2 separate regions of the Homo sapiens genome follow, and region 2 is linked to region 1. Evidence: read pairs that join two places in POLR2A ChIA-PET (ENCODE). Cell type or tissue: OCI-LY7. All regions are shown on one strand. Each heading gives the region's core, and the rest is flanking DNA. Links, peaks and the distances in the headings are about the cores only.

What was found. Peaks named below come from ENCODE experiments on the same cell type or tissue, not always from the same donor. Only the 100,000 strongest peaks of a DNase experiment are listed, where the experiment ranks them.
Region 2: POLR2A ChIA-PET joins it to region 1 with 5 read pairs; 2 of 35 experiments call an interaction of 5 or more read pairs at or near these places.

What each region holds. Positions count from the first base shown.
Region 1 is chr10:96,928,306-96,933,621 of GRCh38, reverse strand. The region is part of intron 4 of LCOR (ligand dependent nuclear receptor corepressor); the gene reads right to left. Among named protein-coding and RNA genes, the nearest start is that of LCOR, 99 kb to the right of the region's middle. In OCI-LY7, for the core only: a CTCF peak has its summit at 3,777 (motif pointing left); a DNase peak (open chromatin) is centred at 2,281; H3K4me3 peaks cover 671 bases; H3K27ac peaks cover 1,457 bases.
Region 2 is chr10:96,772,792-96,778,107 of GRCh38, reverse strand. No RefSeq gene overlaps it. Among named protein-coding and RNA genes, the nearest start is that of MIR607, 53 kb to the left of the region's middle. In OCI-LY7, for the core only: no CTCF peak of the experiment used is centred there; no DNase peak of the experiment used is centred there.

The sequences.
Region 1 (5,316 bases), core at 161-5,160:
CTTGGACCCAGGAGACGGAGGTTGAGTGAGCCCAGATCGTGCCACTCCACTCCAGCCTGGGCAACAGAGCGAGACTCCATCTCAAAAAGAGTCTTTCCATCTGTAAATTGAAACCAATTCCATTTAAGCTACTAACTTTATATTAACTTAACCAGGGACTTGTGTTCTTTTGTCTTTTATTCCTCTATATAAATAAAGGTTTCACCATTTATCAATAAAAATTTATAAGCCACAATCATCTATAGTTTCATTTTTCTTAAAGCAAATATATTGCACAGAAATCCTACAAGGTTTATGCTTTTATAAATAATGCTTGTTCTTCTCATTCTCTGGAAGATCCTGAAAAAAGCTACCTTGTACACAAAGCTATAAAGAGAAAGTAAAAACAACTAGTATTCTCAACAATCTTAGCTATGAACTGCCAATCATTTGATATATTCCCCTAAAAAACACATACGCAGACATATTAACTTAAAAAAATTAAATGAGACTCACACTGAAGATCATTTTACTTATCCTCAATTAATATTAGGATTTTCTTTCTTACATTGTTACATATTCTTCAAAAACACTTATCTTAATAAATGTACCATAATTTGCAATTAGACCAGTTTTTTATTTTGTTACTATAACTGTGCATTTTAATGAATTTGTTCCACATTCTCATTATTTCCTTGGGATAGATTACTATAAGAGAAACCATCAACCAAAATAAACAATTTCTTCCTTTCTTGAAACATATTCACAAACTTTTTTCTAAGGAAAAGTTATACCAATTTGTATTCCCACTTGCAGTGTTCGGGGTACTATGGTGCAACACTTGTAGACATCAGATTTCATTGGTATACAATGATTCTTTGGTCCAGGCATGGTGGCTCATGCCTGTAATCCCAGCACTTTGGGAGGCCGAGACAGGTGGATCACAAGGTCAGGAGATCGAGACCATCCTGGCCAATATGGTGAAACCCCATCTCTACTAAAAATACAAAAATTAGCCAGGTGTGGTGGCGTGCGCCTGTAGTCCCAGCTACTCGGGAGGCTGAGGCAGGAGAATTGCTTGAACCCGGGAGGCGGAGGTTGCAGTGAACCAAGATCGCACCACTGCACTCCAGCCTGGGAACAGAGCGAGACTCTGTCTCAAAAAATAAAAATAAATAAAATAAAATAAAATAAAATAAAAAAGGTTCCTTGTTTCAATTTGCACTTCTCTGATTACTGGTAAGGATCAATATGTTTTAATGGTTTATTGTTCTTATATAGTTTTTTCCTTTCCTATGAGTTTACTGGAAGCAATATAATGATTAACCAATAATAATTCTAGCACCATCTACTGAATAACACTTAATTTTCCAAGCAATGTTTGAGGGTACTTTTTATAAAATCATCATAATAGTTCTATAAACATTAATTTCATTTATTGATTTATTTTTCAAATCTATCGTCAGTGGCATATTTTTAAAATTACATAAGTCTTAGCATTTAGGAAGGAAAATCCCCCTCATTATTTATATCTTTAAGATATCCTGGCCATTCTAGCTTTATTCTTCAGATTATATTTAAAATCACTTATAAAGAAAGATCAAAGACCTAGATTAGTGAATTCTGCTATCCCCCCAGCAAAAGCTCCCCAAAGACATACAATGTGTTTTTGATCACAATAGCATTATACCTAGAGAGTAATTCAGAAAGAGTAATATCCTTAAAACATTCAGTCTTCTCTTTTAGGAACTGTTTAAATTTACCCAAGTGGACTTTAATGGATTTCAAAGTTTATTCACACAGTTCCCACGTACTTATTATCTTACTTTTTTCTTGTCATTATGAAAAGGATTTTTCTTTTACTTCCTAACTGCTGCTGCTGAAACAAATGAAGAATGTATTTACATATGTTTGTATATAAAATTTAATTTTGTATACAGCTTTCAGGAGAAAGTGTAGGTCCATCTATCTTCAGGTTGTTATGTTCTCTGGTAGACTCACTACTTTGCGTCCACTTCCCAATATCCTTTAAGTAATTTCTTTTAAAGGAGTTGTGGAAGGTGGTAGGGAGAAGCAGAAAGAAAAAGAGCTATAGAAACTACCAATGCTGCCAGGCGCAGTGGCTCATGCTGTTAATCCCAGCACTTTGGGACACCGAGGCAGTGGATCACTTGAGGTCAGGAGTTTGAGACCAGCCTGGCCGACATGGTGAAACCCCATCTCTACCAAAAATACAAAAAAACTACCCAGGCATGGTAGTGTGCACCTGTAGTCCCAGCTACTCAGGAAGCTGATGCAGAAGAATCACTTGAACCTGGGAGGCGGAAGTTGCAGTGAACCAAGATGACACCACTGCACTCTAGCCTGGGAAACAGAGCAAGACTCCATCTCAAAGAAAAAAAAAAAAAAAAATACCAGTGCTTTGTGGTGTCACCATCCATCACCCAAAACAGGGGAGGAAATACAATACTAAATGGGCTGAGATATTTTCCAACAGGAAAAGCTTTAATAATAATATTATAAATAATATTTGTCATAATTTGTAATAATAGTAAAAGCTTTACAAATATACACTTTTATTATCTAATAGGAGCCTTTATTATGTTTTCTAGGAAGGGCTATAAAGTATCTAAAATACATTTTCAAATATGGAGTTTGTCTAGCCCATTTTGTGCTGCTATAATAAAATTCCTGAGAGTAAGTCATTTATAAATAACAGAAGCTTATTTTCTCACAGTCTGGAACCTGGAATTCCACAATCATGGCAACAGCATTCGGTGTCTGGTGAAGGCCTTCTTGCTGCGCTCTCACATGGCAGAAGGCAGAGAAGGGCAAGTAAGCTAGCCTAACCCTACACCAAGCCCCTTTTTTAATTCCATTAAGGAGGAAGGAGTCCTTATGGCCTAATCACCTCTTAAAAGGCCCCACCTCTTAATACTATCACATTGGCAACACCTGAATTTTGGAGAGGACCCATTCAAAGCACAGCAGTTTACTCTACGCTTTTCTCCACAATTTAAAGTAGCTCTCTCTCAAAGCCACTAGAAATGCTTTAGGAAGTTATTCGGGTTGAAGGGAAATGACAGTATAAAAACACTGCTGAGAGAAAGTAAAAACTAATACAGGTGAGATAAACTATGTAAACTGAAATACCACTACTGACGTGGCAATTCTTTCCAAATTAATCGAAGTTTCAATACAATCCTAATCAAAATCCTCAAAGGTTTTTTCAAGAATTGGTAAGGTGATTATAATCTTTATAAACTTTATAAAGAAAGATCAAAGACCTAGATTAGCAAAACAAGTTTGAAAAACTAAAAAACTGGAAGACTCATACTACTAGATTTCTACATTTAAAGATATAATAAAGACACTGTGGTACTGGTGTAAGGACAGACATATAGATCAATGGCATACAACACAGGCACACCTCACTTTATTGCACTTGGCAGATACCGTGTCTTTCACAAATTAAAGGTTTGGGGCAACCCTGTGTCGACCAAGTCTAGTGGTGCCATTTTCCCAAGAGCATATGGTGACACCACTTGGTGTCACATTTTTGTAATATTTGCAATATTTCAATCTTTTTAATGGTTACTATTCACAGTGGTGATTCCTAATTAGTGATTTTTTATGTTACTGTAGTGAATTATTTTGAGGTCCCACACACTGCACCTGTATAAGATGGTGAACTAAATTGATAAATGTTAGGTGTGTTCTGATCCACTGAACACCTGTTCCCTTGTCTTTCTCCCTCTCCTTCGACCTCCTATTCCCTGAGACACAATATAGAAATTAGGCCAGTTAATATACTTTACAATGACCTCTAGTGTTCAAGTGAAAGGAAGAGTTGCATGTCTCTCACTTTAAATCAAAAGCTTGAGCTTTTGATTTAAATGATTGAGCTTAGTGAGGAAGGCATGCTGAAAGCTGACAGGTCAAAACATAGGTCTCTAATGTCAGTTAGCCAACTTGTGGATGTAAAGGAAAAAGTTCTTAAGGAAAATTAGATGTGCTACTCCAGTGAACACAAAAATGACAAAGTAAAACAGCTTTATTGCTTATATGGAGAAAGTCTGAGTGGTCTGGATAGAAGATCAAACCAGCCACAACATTCTCTTAAGCCAAAGCCTAATCCAGAGCAAGGCTCTAACTCTCTTCAATTCTATGAAGGCTGAGAGGTGAGGAAGCTGCAGAAGAAAAGCTGGAAGCTAGCCGAGGTTGGCTTATGAGGTTTAAGGAAAAGAAGTCATCTCTGTAACAACAAAAGTGCAAGGTGAAGTGGCAAGTGCTGATACAGAAGCTGCACCAAGTTATACAGAAGATCACTCTAAGATCACTGATGAAGGTGGCTACACAAAACAACAGATTTTCAATGTAGACAAAAAGGCCTCATACTGGAAGATGTCAGCAAGGACTTTCATAGTGAGAGAGGACAAGTCAATGCCTGGCTTCAAAGCTTCAAGAACAGGTTGATGAGATTGTTAGAGTCTAATGCAGTGGTGACCAAAGTTGAAGCCAGTGCTCATTTACGATTCCCCAAATTCGAGGGCCCTTAAGAATTATGCTAACTCTACATTGCCTGTACTCTATAAACAGAACAACAAAGCCTGGATGACAACACATGTGTTTATATTATGGTTTACTGAATATTTTAAGTCCCCAGTTAAGACATACTGCTCAGAAAGAAAAAAATAAAGATTCCTTTAAAAATATTACTGCTCACTGACAATCCACCTGGTCATTCAAGAGCTCTGATGGAGATGTACAAGGAGATTAATGTTGTTTTCATGCCTACTAACACAATACCCATTCTGCAGCCCATGTATCCAAGAGTAATACTGACTTTCAAGTCTTGTTACTTAAGAAATACATTTCGCAAGGTTATAGCTGCCATAGCTGGTGATTCCTCTGAAGGATCTAGGCAAAGTAAATTAAAAACTTTCCGGAAAAGATTTGCCATTCTAGATGCCATTAAGAACATTCGTGATTCAAGAGAGAAGAACAAAATATAAATATTAACAAGAGTTTTGAAGAAGCTGATTCAAACCCTCACAGATGACTTGGAGAAGTTCAAGACATCAGTGGAGGAAGGACCTGCAGATATGGTGGAAATGGTAAGAGAACTTGAAGTGGAGCCTTAAGATGTAACTTAATTGCTGCAATCTCGTGACAAAACTTGAAAGGGTGAAGAGTTGCTTGTTATGGATGAGAAAACAAAACAGTGGTTTATTTTTTTTTAAATGAGTCTACATCATGTTTTGAAGAAAGTGGTTTCTTACGATGGAATCTACTCCTGGTGAAGATGCTGTCAACATTGTTGAAATAACAACAAAG
Region 2 (5,316 bases), core at 180-5,179, 160 kb after region 1:
CCCACGTTCAAGTGATTCTTGTGTCTCAGCCTCCCTAGTAGCTGGGATTACAGGCACACACCACCACGACCGACTAATTTTTTTTTTTGTATTTTTAGTAGAGCCAGGGTTTTGCCATGTTGGCCAGGCCGGTTTTGAACTCCTGACCTCAGGTGATCTGCCTGCCTTGGCCTCCCAAAGTGCTGGGATTACAGGCGTGAGCCACCATGCCCAGCTAAAGAAATTTTTTATTTCCATAGGTTTTTGGGGGATAGGTGGTGTTTGGTTACATGAGTTAGTTCTTTAGCGGTGATTTGTGAGATTTTGGTGCACCCATCACCTGAGCAGTATACACTGCACCCAATTTGTAGTCTTTTATCCCTCACCCCTTCTCACCCTTCTCTCCTGAGTCCCCTAAGTCCATTGTGTTTTTTTTTTTTTTTTTTTGAGACGGAGTCTCGCTCTGTCGCCCAGGCTGGAGTGCAGTGGCGGGATCTCGGCTCACTGCAAGCTCCGCCTCCCGGGTCCATGCCATTCTCCTGCCTCAGCCTCCCAAGTAGCTGGGACTACAGGCGCCCGCCACTACGCCCGGCTAATTTTTTTGCATTTTTAGTAGAGACGGGGTTTCACCGTTTTAGCCGGGATGGTCTCGATCTCCTGACCTCGTGATCCGCCCGCCTCGGCCTCCCAAAGTGCTGGGATTACAGGCGTGAGCCACCGCGCCCGGCCCATTGTGTTATTTTTATGTCTTTGCATCCTCGTAGCTTAGCTCCCACTTATGAATGAGAACATACAATGTTTGGTTTTCCATTCCTGAGTTACTTCACTTAGAATAATAGTCTCTAGTCCCATCCAGGTTGTTGTGAATGCCATTAATTCATTCCTTTTTATGGCTAAGTAGTATTCCATCAGGAAATACAAATTTAAATCCAATGCCATACCACTACAATCCCATTAGAATGGCCAAAATTCAAAAGCTCGATGAGACCAAGTGTTGATCAGGATGTAGAACAGCTAGAACTCTGTTCTGTTGTTGGTAGGAATGTAAAAATGTACAAGTACTTCGAAAATCAGATTTGTAGTTTCTTTAAAAGTTAAAATAAACCTCTCATATGATCCATATAATTCACTCCTAAGAATTTCCCCCAAGAGAATGAAAGCATACAGCATATGTCTATACAAAGACTTGTACATGATTATTGATACAGCTTTATTTAAAATAGCCAAGATTTAGAAACAAGTCAAATGTCTATCAATAGGTGAACAGATAAAGAAACTGTAGCTAACTCTCTGGGGTTGAAGAAAAAAAAAAAAAGAAGAAGAAACTGTGGCAGGTCCATGCAACAGAATACTACTCAGCAACAAAAAGGAATGAACTATGAATCCATGGTATAGGCCAGGCACGGTGGCTCATGCCTGTAATCCCTGAACTTTGGGAGGCTGAAGTGGGTGGATCACCTGAGGTTGGGAGTCTGAGACCAGCCTGACCAATATGGTGAAACCTCGTCTCTACTAAAAATACAAAAATTAGCTAGGCATGATGGCATGCACCTGAAGTCCCAGCTACTCAGGAGGCTGAGACAGGAGAATCACTTGAACCTGGGGGGTGGAGGTGGCAGTGAGCTGAGATCACGCCACTGCACTCTAGCCTGGGTGACAGGGTGAGACTCCATGTAAAATAAGTAAATAAATAAAAATTAAAATTAAAAAATTCATACTATAACATAGATGAATTTCAAAATAATTATGCTAAGAGAAATAAGCCAGACAAGCAAGTGTACCTACTGTGTGATTTCATTTACATAAAACTGTAAGAGCTGGACATGGTGGCTCGGCCCATAATCCCAGCACTTTGGGAGGCTGAGGCAGGAGGACCTCTTGACCAAAGAGTTTGAGATCAGCCTGGACAACATAGAGAGACTCCATCTCTACTAAAAATTAAAAAACTAGCCAGGCACGGCGATACATGTCTGTAGTTCCAGCTTCTCAGGAGGCTGAGGTGGGAGGATTGCTTGAACCCGAGAGGCTGAAACTGCAGTGAGCCGTGACCATGCCACTGCACCTCAGCCTGGGCAACAAAGTGAGACCCTGTCTTAAAAAAAAAAAATGAAATGCAAACTAATGCATAGTGACAGAAAACAGCTCAGTGGTTGTCTGGAGACGGGGTAGGTTTGTGTGGGGGTCCAGAGGAACACAAAGCAACCTTGAGGGCTGATGAATACGTTCATTATCTTGACATTGGTGATGATCACTGGCGTGTTTGTATAACATTTATCAAGTTGTACCCTTTATTATTTATTATTTATTTTTTGAGACGGGGTCTCACTCTGTCGCCCAAGCTGGAGTGCAGTGGCACAATCCTGGCTCACTGCAACCTCCGCCTCCTGGGTCCAAGCATTCTCCTGCCTCAGCCTCCCAAGTACCTGGGACTACAGGCACACACCACCACAACTGGCTAATTTGTGTATTCTTAATAGAGACAGGGTTTTGCCATGTTGGCCAGGCTGGTCTCGAACTCCTGGCCTCAAGTAATCCACCTGCCTCAGCCTCCCAAGGTGCTGGGATTACAGACATGAATCACTGCACCCAGCCACAAGTTATATCCTTTAAATAATGCTGTTTTGAAAATGGGAGAACGTGCTTTCTATTTCTTATTATTATGTTTTTCTGAGATGGAGTCTTGCTCTGTCACCCAGGCTGGAGCGCGGGGGCACAGTCTCGGCTCACTGCAACCTCTGCCTCCCGGATTCAAGCGATTTTCCTGCCTAAGCCTCCCGAGTAGCTGGGACTACAGGTGCATGCCACCACGCCCAGCTAATTTTTGTATTTTTGTATTTTTAGGGGTTTTGCCATGTTGGCCAGGCTGGTCTTGAACTCCTGAACTCAGGTGATCCATCGCCTTGGCTTCCCAAAGTGCTGGGATTACAGGCATGAGCCACTGCACCTGGCTGCTTTCTATTTTTTTTCTCATCTTTGTTGTGATGGTATCTATTTTTTATGCTATCTCCTCATGAAAATAAGTGTTACATGTATTTAAATGTTATTACTCCTAACATGTTTGAGAAACAGCAATAACAAGGGTAACAAATTTTCTTTTTGGCTTCTACATTTATGGGAATCTACATCTTTGGACAGCTTAACCTTTTAGTACTTGATCTTCAAAAGCCTGGACTTGAGCACTGGCACTGATAATTATTAGCTCTAATGTTGAGCCAGTCATTTATCCTTTGTTGATTAAATTTTCTTATCTGTATAATAAGAATAACAGGGTCTACCACATAGGATTGTTTTGATCAAAGAAGGTAATAAATCTGAACGTGCTTTACATCCTGATAATGGCAAATCACATGTAAAATTTTATAAGCTTCATCATCAGATAAACTAATTCACACCTGGGGCTTTGAGAGGTTAGGCTAAAGTGAACGTAATTTCTTTTTCATTTTTTAAGGATGGTAGTGGTAGAGAAAACAGGGCGTAGGCACTAGATTGGAGTTAGATTTCAATGCCTGTGGCATGTACCACATTGATAAACTGGTGGTTCCAGCAACCTAGTTTCTCATATTTAAATATGGCATCAGCATCCTCTTCTTTTAGAATGTAGCCTCCACTCCCTCCACACACGTCCCCAGCACCCTTGACAACCACTAGCCCCACTAGCCTGTGTTCCAGGCCAAAGCTAAATTTTGAGCCTCTTTTGTCCCTGGATAAAACAGAATTTATGTCCATTTCATAGTTAGCCTAAGAGCTTTTCCCTTCCCTGTGATACAGTGTTTCTCAGTGTGTGATTCCCTAGCAGTTTAAGCATCACCTGGCACTTGTTAACAATGCAAATTATCATCATGTTGTGGACTTGTAAAAATTTTAAAAAAGTAAAATTTTTAAATAATTAAAGCAAAACAAACAAACAAATAAACAAAAACCACAAATTCTCAGACCCCAACCCAGACCTAAGGTAAAACCCCTAGCAGGTGGGGAGCGGGGAGGCAACAGTCTGTGTTTTAATGATCCCTCCAGGTGCTTCTGATGCAGGCTAAAATTTGAGAACCACTGCTGTAATATATACTGTTAACTCATATTTTTACTGCCAATGAACTAGCTAGTGGTAAATTAAATAGCTTTTAACATTTAATGAATGGCCCTTTCTAGAAACATTTCTAGAAACATTTTCTAGTTTGTAAGAAGATCAAATTGCATTTGAATTCTCTTTATATTTATTTATTTATTTATTTTTTGAGATGGAGTCTCGCTCTGTTGCCCAGGCTGGAGTGCAGTGGTGAAATCTTGGCTCACTGCAAGCTCCGCCTCCCAGGTTCACTCCATTCTCCTGCCTCAGCCTCCCGAGTAGCTGGCACTACAGGCACCTGCCACCACGTCTGGCTAATTTTTTGTATTTTTAGTAGAGACGGGGTTTCACCGTGTTAGCCAGGATGGTCTCAATCTCCTGACCTTATGATCTGCCCACCTCGGCCTCCCAAAGTGCTGGGATTACAGGCGTGAGCCACTGCACCTGGCCTATTTTATTTTATTTTTTTTGAGACGGAGTTTTGCTCTTGTTGCCTGGGGTGTAGTGCAATGGCACAATCTCGGCTCACTGCAATCTCTGCCTCCCGGGTTCAAGCAATTCTTCTGCCTCAGCCTTGCAAGTAACTGGGATTACAGGCATGCACCACCATGCCTGGCTAATTTTCTATATCTTTTTAGTAGAGATGGAGTTTCACCATGTTGGTCAGGCTGGTCTCAAACTCCTGACCTCAAGTGATCCGCTCGCCTTGGCCTCCCAAAGTTCTGGAATTACAGGCGTGACTCCACCACACCCAGCCACATTTGAATTCTATCTATTGAGTGGGTTATGAGTTTTTGGACACACTTGGCATTGAATTTTGCCATTAGATTATGAAGGCATTTGGGGAGTTACTCTGAATTTTAGTATAATGGAGTGCCATTTAGACAATCAAATTGGTAATTTACCTAATAATATCCAATTCTTAGGAACTTGAAGAATTAAAAAAAAGCCTCCAGAGTCACCTTCCTTATACTGAGGAAGGAATTTTTCATGGGAGACTGTGGTTTATGTTTTGCAAATCCGCACAATGAGCTTGTAGTAGAAGTGGCCATTGTGTTCAGACAAATAAGATAATCTACATGTGAATTAAAGGTAAGCACCAATTTTCAAGTTCAATAGTGCCCTTTTCACCTGTTTGCTATTACCTGGGGCATCATTTGTTCATTTACCCAACAGAGTAAGCCAGATGGTAGCACCAAACTTCTGGCTGGGGTGGGTTGTTATGCAACAATAGATAACTGATATTGTGACCACGTGGCTGCCTGGGGCACTCC